Regions from separate parts of the Homo sapiens genome. Here region 1 is linked to region 2. A link is a contact called in ENCODE Hi-C or POLR2A ChIA-PET data. All regions are on one chromosome and are shown on one strand. The core of a region is the stretch at or near the end of the contact, and the rest is flanking DNA. Distances in the headings are between cores, read along the strand shown. Region 1 has its middle 43 kb from the start of FNDC1. Region 2 overlaps LOC112267968.

Region 1 (4,699 bases), core at 424-2,923, 46 kb before region 2:
GGGAAGGCAGGGAAGCCTGTTTCTGTCCTCACACCAGAGAAAGAAACCTAGGAGACAACTGAGACGTGAAATTCCCAGTTTAAGTCCGTTTTTCTTTATGAGGAGGGTCATTTGGAATGATAGCCTCGCTTCCTTCCGGTGGCTGCAGCTATGATATCTTTTCCTCCTGTTTTCTAATGTGTCACTGAGACAGGAAATAAAGCAGAAAGGGACTTGTGAAGCTCTGTCTCTCAGACGGGACCCTCCCCGCAGGAGGTTCACAGGGAGTGAATGAGAACGAGAACATCCCACAACGGTCCTGGTCAGGACGGTCTCCACATCCATGATCCCGTGGTTCCTGGTCCCCTGGTTCCAGGGATGTTTCTGGACTGCCTGTGCTTCCCGGGAGCCAGCTGAGAGAGCAGGGTGTGCTCTCGGATGCTGGTGGGTATGGTCAGTGGGCACAAGCGGACCCTTCCCAGGCGGCAGGTGCCAGGCAGGTGCAGGTGGGTGGTCGGCCGCTGCTGCAGCTCACCCCATGGGTCCCAGGCCGGAAGGGGCTCCCTCAGACCCGGTGCCTTCCTGCAGCTCAGAAGAAAAAGGGTCAGGTAGGCCCCAGAGGGAGCCAGCCGCACCGCTCCACACACCTGTCTCAGCCACAGCCGTGAAACTAAAGATGTATTTTTATTTAGTGACAGCTTTTTGTTAACACGGATGTTTAGAGATTATGGAGAATAAATTGTGGGGAAAATTTTTTTTCACTCTTCTACCATTTGTTGTGGAGAGAAATAGGTAAGTGCAGGGAGTTTGTGATAAAACAGCACCCGGCGGTTCTTCAGAAGTGAATCTGATGGCCGGGCGCAGTGGCTCATGCCTGTAATCCAAACACTTTGGGAGGCCAAGGCAGGCAGATCACCTAAGGTCAGGAATTCAAGACCAGCCTGACCAACATGGCGAAACCCTGTCTCTACTAAAAATAAAAAAATTACCCGGGCATGGTGGCGGGCGCCTGTAATCCCAGCTACTCAGGAGGCTGAGGCAGGAGAATTGCTTGAGCCCAGGAGGTGGAGGTTGCAGTGAGCCGAGATCGCGCCACTGCACTCCAGCCTGGGTGACAGAGCGAGACTCCATCTAAAAAAAAAAAAAAAGAAGAAGTGAATCTGATGTTTGCACTCCACTTTTGAACCATTCACTCTCACTGCTGTCACCAGAAAGACCTGGTGTCGCTGATGCAGGTTCTGGTGGCTGGTTAAGTTTCGATCATCGCCTGGCTTCCTGAGGTCTCGCTGCCTTCTTAGGAAAGGTGACTGGCTTCTGTGTGGGAAGCTATTGTTTAACATGCAATGATGCCATCCTGGCTGCCACTGTGCACTGTCCCATGTATTGAATTTTGACTTTTTCTTTTTAAGTTTCTGTGCTTATCTCTTCTTAGTGTTTACTTTTACCAGTTACAATAATATTACCAAAATAATACACATATAGCTTTGGCAAAAAAAAAAAACAGAAAATGTGAGCAGAATAAGACAGTTCCTTGGGACACAGTTTGGACCCTGACCAAATGCTTTTCTCTAGGCAGAAAGGCTGTCTGCCCGTGAGACAGACACTCAGGAGTGGCCGTTCAGTTGGAAAAGAAGGTCATGCTGCCTGGCCAGGCCCCAGCTCTGCAAGGACACAGGAGTCACACTGCTTGCATCATCCGAGCCTTGCTCCAGAAGGCCTGGCCGCTCTCTTCCCAGGGGTGATTCAGGGACTTAGTCTTGGACCAGACCCCCCTCCACACCTGCCCAGCTCCAGACCCATCTCTTGAATTGAGGGCATCTGCGCTGGACCCAGTGGGTCACTCTGGCAGCTTCATCTGAGCCAAAGATGTGGGTGCCTCCATGGCTGTGTGATTTACCTGTAAGGAAAGCAGTGTTTTACTCAGAGGAGAAGCAAAATCATTTTCCCTGGTCTCAGTGCTACATTATCACTCAGCAATTTGAGGAAATCCTCCGGTTTTCCTATACGAGGAAGCACGCTGCATTGAAGAAAAAAAAAGAGTTGGTTAAACTGAGACCCCAGTATCTGTGAATATGCTCATGGTGCTGCTGCCTGGAACACAGATGCCAAGCAGGGAGACTCATGGCTGTCTGAGCAGCAGCTGACTGTCCATCTCGTGCTAGGCAGAGCCCCTGGACAAGTGGACATAAGACCGGTATTGATTGGCCAGGGCCACGGGGGCTGGGTGTCTTCCAGTCTGCCTGGGACAGCGAAAGCAGCTGTACAGACAGCAACAGTGGGAGGGCTTGCTGGGATGGATGGGGACAGCAGACAGCTTGTCTCCTGTTCAATATCCCCACTGCACTTGGCCTCCTGACATGTCATCAGGAGCCCTGGCAGGGGCTGCTCTGAGCAATAATGTTGGCCCAGAGCAGCTTCCCACATGACCACAGAACCAGCGGTCTGCCCTGTCCTAGGTTAGGTCATCATGGTTTAGAATAAAACAATGAGGCACATTTATTATGGGCATTGAAGGCTTAAGGTTTTCCTTAATTTCCTAATTTTTAGTCAACAGTGATTAGCCTTCATTATGTGTGCCAAGTGGGATTTTAAGGCAGGGGAAATGTAAGATAACTATTGCCATTCAGAGGAGAGTTTTACTGATGTTTCTTTCTTCCTATGTATTTTATGGTATTCATTTTAACCACATTTCATCCAAAAAGTTGATGCAGCTTTAAGATGAATGTTACATTTTACTTTCAAGGAATTATTACTTGTGTTCTCTTTGTAAAGGAAAAATAATATTGTACTTTTATTAAATAATGTACAGATGTTCTCTGTATTTTTGAATCATGATATGGATTATGGATATATTGCTTAACAAATTTTTTTTGGAGCAAAATAAAAAGAGGAGACATTTGTGCTCTGGAATGTTCTTCCCTGTTCAGCAATAGTTTCCCTCCTAGTACTAATTTTTGGTGGTGCTATTAATTTTCATAATTTTCTGCGTCACCATGAGTATTTCCATGGCACCGAGGGAAAACCACATCAGGCTGACTGTCAGATGCCACTTTCCTGCCATTCACCTAAACAGTCCTTCATTTAAATGCCTGCAATAGCAGCACGAATAGAAAAATCATTAAAGAAGAAATACATACATCTGGTTAACAAACATTTGTATAATGTTCGATCTTACAATAATGTTTATAGAAGCAAGTTATAAGGTAAAAAATTTTCCCCTATCAAATTAATAAAGATTTTTAAATATGAGCACCCCCTCTGCTGGCGAGCACAGGGCAAGTGGGCACACTTAAACAACACTAGATGGGGAATGAATAGGTGCAATCCTTTTGTAGTGGTAACATGCATAAATAGGTTTCAAATCATCAGAAGCTTTAGTACAGAAATACACTTCTAGTAATTTGTTCTAAGCTAATAATCCTAAATATTATAAAAGTACCTACAAACATATTTATTATAGCATTGTTTATGATTGTTAAAAATATGAAACCATCTAATTCCTTAAAATTATGTGGGCAGATTAAATTACAGTGCATCCATAACATTAAAAAATACATAATAACAAAACCATAAAAAACTTGTGATGAATATGGAAATGTGTATGCTATTTTATCTTAACTGAAAAAAACCAGGAAACAAAATTGTGTCTTTAAAAGAATCACAACTATGTAAAAATGCATTGAAAAGGATCAGACAAGAAATATACCAAAATATGACCAGCATTTATCTATCTGCCTCTATTTTTCTACATTTTTCAAATATTCTCTACTAATCATAGTTAATTTTTATAATGTAAATATAAAACATTCTATTTAAATATAAATAAATTATGTAGCAAATTATACTTTTGATAATATAGATAAGTATCTGTTTACTTTTTATAATAATGTCTACTCAAAGTGATAATACCGAAGATTAATTTTAGAGTCAAAAATAGAAATAAGACAACAGATAAGAATACCCCTTCAGGAAACATGGAACAGAAGAAACATCTTCAAAAACATAATTTTAAAGTAATTGTGAGTGTCCTGCATCCTGGGGAGTGGGCTGAGGAGAGGAGATTTCCTTGCCATTATTACCAAACTCTGCATGTTTGTAAAAAATGATTAACCGCCCTCTGAGTAAATGCTATCTGTAGGTTATGCCATTTTCTGTTTAAATGCATAAAGAAAGGTTTTTATTTTGTCTTCTAGAAGTTCTTTAGCAGAAAATTAATTATATGAACTACATACATTAAAAAGTTTTTAGTCAAATATTGTAGAAATCAGCCTGATATGGTTTGGCTGTGTCCACCCCCCAGATCTCATCTTGAACTGTAGCTCCCACAATTCCCACATGTTGTGTGAGGGAGCCGGTGGGAGGTAACTGAATCATGGAGAGGGTCTTTCCTGTGTTATTCTCATGATAGTGAATAAGTCTCATGAGATCCGATGGTTTTATAAAGGGAGTTTCCCTGCACAAGCTCTTTTCTCTTGCCTGCTGCCATGTGAGACATGTCTTTCACTTTCCACCATGATTGTGAAGTCTCCCCAGCCATGTGGAACTGTGAGTCCATTAAACCTCTTTCTTTCATAAATTGCCCAGTCTTGAGTATGTCTTTATCAGCAGCATGAAAACAGACTAATACACATCCCTAACTGCTTCCTGTACAATGGATTGATTTTAGGATTTGACAAGAAGATTCTGGAAAGAGTCACAAGACCCAAATTAGAAAACACCT
Region 2 (4,818 bases), core at 1,578-4,077:
TCACGGATTATATTTTCAGATATAGAAATGTATGTACATGCATACATTTTCTATCAGTCTATCAGCAGATTCCAATTTTATTATTTTCAGAGAAATAAAATGTTATATTCATGTTAGTTGTAATAAATCTAAACGAAATTTCCTTTACTAAAAATCCTATTTTTTTCCATTTTATTTATTTTATTTTACTCTTTTGAGATGAAATTTTGCTCTTGTTGCCCAGGCTGGAGTGCAATGGCGCATTCTCAGCTCACTGCAATCTCCACCTCCCAGGTTCAAGCAATTCTCCTGCCTCAGCCTCCCAAGTAGCTGGGATTACAGGTATGCACCACCACGCCCAGCTAATTCTTTGTATTTAGTAGAGATGGGGTTTTATCATGTCGGTCTGGCTGATCTCAAACTCCTGACCTCAGGTGATCCACCCGCCTCAGCCTCCCAAAGTGCTGGGATTACAGGCATGAGCCACTGCGCCTGGCCCAAGTTTATTGTTTAATATTCGTTATAATCTCAAAAATCCTTTTTTTAATAAAGCATATGACTAGTTAAGTAGAAGTAAGATGTTTTGTTTTCTATCATTTTCCACTGTGATTCTGTGGTATGTCAACACCTGCAGAAAGGCCATGTATTTCCAGCCCTGCTCTGAGAGACGAGCTCATTATTAAAAGTAATTTGCATAATGACTTCTTTTCCTCTGGATAGATATCCAGTAGTGAGATTGCTGGACCAAATGGTAGTTCTACTTTTAGTTCTTTAAGGAATCTCTGCACTGTTTTCTATAGTGGTTGTACTCGTTTATATTCCAACCAGCAGTGTAAAAGTGTTCCCTTTTCACCGCATCCCCACCAATATCAATTATTTTCTGATTTTTTGATTATGGCCATTCTTGCAGGAGTAAGGTGGTATAGCATTGTGGTTTTGATTTGCATTTCCCTGATCATTAGTGATGTTGAACATTTTGTCATGTGTTTGTTGGCCATTTGCATATCTTATTTTGGAATTGTCTATTCGTGTCCTTAGCCCATTTTTTGATGGGATTGTTTGGGTTTTTTTCTGGCTAATTTGTTTGAGTTCCTTGTAGATTCTGGATATTAGTCCTTTGTCTGATGTATAGACTGTGAAGAGTTTTCTCCCACTCTGCCGGTTGTCTGTTTACTCTGCTAATTGTTTCTTTTGCTCTGCAGAAACTTTTTAGTTTAATTAAGTCTCACCTATTTATCATTGTTTCCATTCAACCTGGAGGGAATTGGAGACCATTATTCTAAGTGAAGTAACTCAGGAATGGAAAACCAAACATTTTATGCTCTCACTCATAAGTGGGAGCTAAGCTATGAGGATGCAAAGGCATAAGATGATACAATGGACTTTGGGGACTTGGGGGAAAGTGTGGAGGGGGATGGGGGATGAGGGATAAAAGAGTACAAATTGGGTACAGTGTATACTGCTCTGGTGATGGGTGCACCAAAATCTCACAAATCACTGCTAAAGAACTTATTCTTGTAACCCAACACCTCCTGTTCCCCAAATACATATGGAAATTTTTTTAAAAAGCAATTTGCTTTATCTGCTTTTTCTTGGGAGATGAAACTTCTGACCAAGGGGTACTGGATTATCTCACTTAGCTGAGGCTGTTAGGTTTAGTGATGAGCCAGGCAGAGTTTGGGAATGAGTGTGAGCTTTGGACACAGATGGTTTCAAATGCCTGTCTTTTTATTTTGGAGCTCTGTTAAGCTTGGCCACGCATTTCCTCACCTATGAAATACGGAAAATAGAGCTCACTTATAGAGCATTACTAAAGATTTGATGTTAATGGGTCAAGTCCTTGATGCTCAACAAATATTAGTTATTTTCCTTAAATGTTGATTTAAAAACTGAAATGGACTGAATTTTCAGGATAGTGTGAGGATGTAATTACTTGTAATTACTTCTAAATTCCTATAAGTTCTTTTTCTGGGTTTTTTTTGTGTTTTTTTTTTTTTTTTTTTTTAATGGACTCTCGCTGTGTCACCCAGGCTGGAGTGCAGTGGCGCAATCTCAGCTCACTGCAAGTTCCACCTACCGGGTTCATGCCATTCACCTGCCTCAGCCACCCCAGCAGCTGGGACTACAGGCGCCTGCCACCAAGCCCGGCTACATTTTTTGTATTTTTAGTAGAGAGGGGTTTCACCATGTTAGCCAGGATGGTCTCAATCTCCTAACCTCGTGATCCACCCGCACCCGCCTTGGCCTCCCAAAGTGCTGGGATTACAGGCGTGAGCCACCATGCCTGGCCTTGTTTTTTGGTTTGTTTTTTTTTTTGTTTTTTTTGTTTTTTTTTTTTTGTTTTTTTTTTTTAAGGATGTATATTCCCTTGTTCCAGATCTATTTTTTACAGTAACTCCTAATTGTAAGGATGATGGAAAGTTGGTTGTAAGGCAGATTAGCATGACTGCCTCACCACAGAGTGTGGGACCTAAGTGAGGGACTGGGGAAGACCAGACAGGAAGGAGGGCTCTGCTAAAAATAAAACAAAAAGACCCTCGTGGCTCTTCCTTCCTTTTGATGGGTATTGTTAGATTAACCCATAGAGCACAGACAGAAAGAAAGAAAGGGACTGGTCATTTCTCTAAACTCAGGGTGTGAGCTCCACAGTCCTTTCTGCAGAAGGGGAAGCCCCTGAGACCGTTCCTCTGCCAGGCCACCTTGCCCATTAGCAGATGTGCACAGTTACGTTACCCCAGTGTCAACAAAGCACAACTTCCAGTCTGTGCACAAAGTGGGACAGCCCCAGAGCTTGGTAGGAGGTGGAGGATGTGAGGAAGGTTATGGGCTATTTCAAGTTTCTTACAGACTAAGTGTCTCTTACATTGTGCTGTCAACACAAGAGCTAGAATGGACCCCTGCCTGGAGTTCACTTCTGACTGGAAGACCTGTGCTGTCATAGACCTTGGCCAACCTCTGTTTCATTAATCACAATGAAGGCTGCCCCACACCTCTGTCTCTAGAGAGAAGCTAAGTAAGGCAATTCTGCTGGGCCATGAGACTTCCTGTGTGCCTGCTGCTATGCCCAAATGCCACTACACGTGACTTTGGTCTCTTTGAATTAAATGATATAATAAAGAGCTAACATTTTATTCTGTGTTGCCTGTGGACCAGGTAGTAGACTAACATTTTCATATTATTTCTATAATTTGGTCCTCAGACCAACCTATCCTTGGTGTTTTTATTCTTAGCTTGAGGATCGAAACGCTGATGCGTGGGTTATCCCCTTGCCTCAAGTCACAGCATGAGTATGCAGTGAAGTTGGGATTTGAACCTGGATTTTCTTGTGCTTTAGACAGCTATGTGGGGGCCTCATAGTTCTGAGCCCAGATGTTTCAGTAGTTTATTTGGTCTAGGCTTTCTTGATATAGTGAAAAAAAATGCAAAACAAAATTTAAGGAAAAGTTATAAAATAAAACAATTGGTCCCAGGAGGCTATAACCCAATTTCACCAAGATATTCTAATTAAAGGAAGCATTTAAATTTGTCTCCTTCTTCCTCATTTTATAGCCCATATGTTAAATTATCCCAACTCTTGATGGTTCAAATATCCCAGAAGATATTTTCTCCATGAATTGTTCAGGGTTAAGATTTCCTCATTGCAGATCTCTGTTTATTTTTACTATATGCCAAATGTTTTTATTTTCTGCCAAACTGTTCTTCTCTGGAATGCTGTACTCTGTAACCAGGGAGAGACCCAGTGCAAGGCTGGGAGCGGCCGGGAGACAAAAAAAGGACAGCAGCTTTACATAATGTACCCCCTGTCATTTCGAACCTCCTCCACCACAGTTTCCACTGGGACTGGTTCTGCTTGCAGATTCATGCTAGAGACATGAATAATAGAAGTGAACAAATGAAACAGAGGAACTTAAAAACCCATCCACCTTTACTTAGGTAATAGCCACCCTGAAATCCTTTTTTTTTTTTTTTTTTGCTAAAGTGCAGTGGCGCAACCTTGGCTCACCACAACCTCTGCCTCCCAGGTTCAAGCGATTCTCCTGCCTCAGTCTCCTGAGTAGCTGAGAGCACAGGCACCCACCACCACACCCAGCTAATTTTTGTATTTTTAGTAGAGACAGGTTTTCACCATGTTGGCCAGGCTGGTCTCAAACTCCTTACCTCAAGTAAGCCATCTGCCTTGGCCTCCCAAAGTGCTGGAATTACAGGCATGAGCCACCACGCCCAGCCTGAAACTCCATTTTCAAGTATGCACCCACTAAGTCAAGACAGAGAGTCCCCTTTAGCATGAGATTGAGACAATGGGGCGAGGCAGAAGCCAAAATGTTCTCCTTTTCTTCCTTTGCCCAAATCCATTCAATGACCAAGACCATGTCATTCTAACCCATCCCCTCTGCCTCATCCCAGGCCCTCATCATCTCGCATCTGACTATTGCACCTGTCTCCTTACCTGCTCAGCCCATTTCATCCTTCATGCCACCACAGAGGAGTAGTGGCTTCAAGACTGATCTCATCTAGCACCCGCCTCACCTCACTCCCATCTCTTCCAATCCTCAATGGCAAACATCATCTCAATAAAACATCAGTAACATCACCTGCCTTCTTATGAAGCCCCTCCAGCTAGTGTGGCACTAAGAAGGTTTACTCTCTCCTACTTCCTCCCTCTCCTCCCATTGTGCAGGGAAATACTTGGAGTTTCCCAAACTCCCCACGCCTCCCATTCCTGGGTCACCTTGCTGAGTCTTCTCCAAGTCTCTTGCCCCTTTTTCTCCTCTTTGGGATAGCCCACTTCAGCGTCAATGTCACCATGTCATGGAAGTCCACTCCAGCTGCCGCAGGTAG

Evidence for each region. Hi-C counts contacts between places; a loop is a spot of excess contacts on that map. ChIA-PET counts read pairs that join two places held with the same protein, here RNA polymerase II (POLR2A). Pooled maps may share reads with other maps.
Region 1: a pooled map shows a loop between it and region 2 (1.9-fold over the local background). The contact joins two enhancer-like sites. A Hi-C loop is called at or near these places in 1 of 168 maps with a recorded cell type or tissue (B cell) and 4 of 50 pooled maps. POLR2A ChIA-PET finds 5 or more read pairs at or near these places in 5 of 52 experiments (B cell, CD4-positive, alpha-beta T cell, GM12878 and 2 more).

The regions. Positions count from the first base shown.
Region 1 is chr6:159,123,734-159,128,432 of GRCh38, reverse strand. No RefSeq gene overlaps it. Among named protein-coding and RNA genes, the nearest start is that of FNDC1, 43 kb to the left of the region's middle. RefSeq lists a silencer at 615-664 and enhancers at 1,055-1,134, 621-3,676. Within about 2 kb of position 1,673, at least 12 of the 41 ENCODE cell types and tissues checked have a DNase peak (open chromatin) inside an H3K27ac peak, as active enhancers do; they include B cell, where a contact is called at or near this core.
Region 2 is chr6:159,078,465-159,083,282 of GRCh38, reverse strand. The region is part of intron 3 of LOC112267968; the gene reads left to right. Among named protein-coding and RNA genes, the nearest start is that of TAGAP, 36 kb to the right of the region's middle. Within about 2 kb of position 2,827, at least 2 of the 41 ENCODE cell types and tissues checked have a DNase peak (open chromatin) inside an H3K27ac peak, as active enhancers do; they include B cell, where a contact is called at or near this core.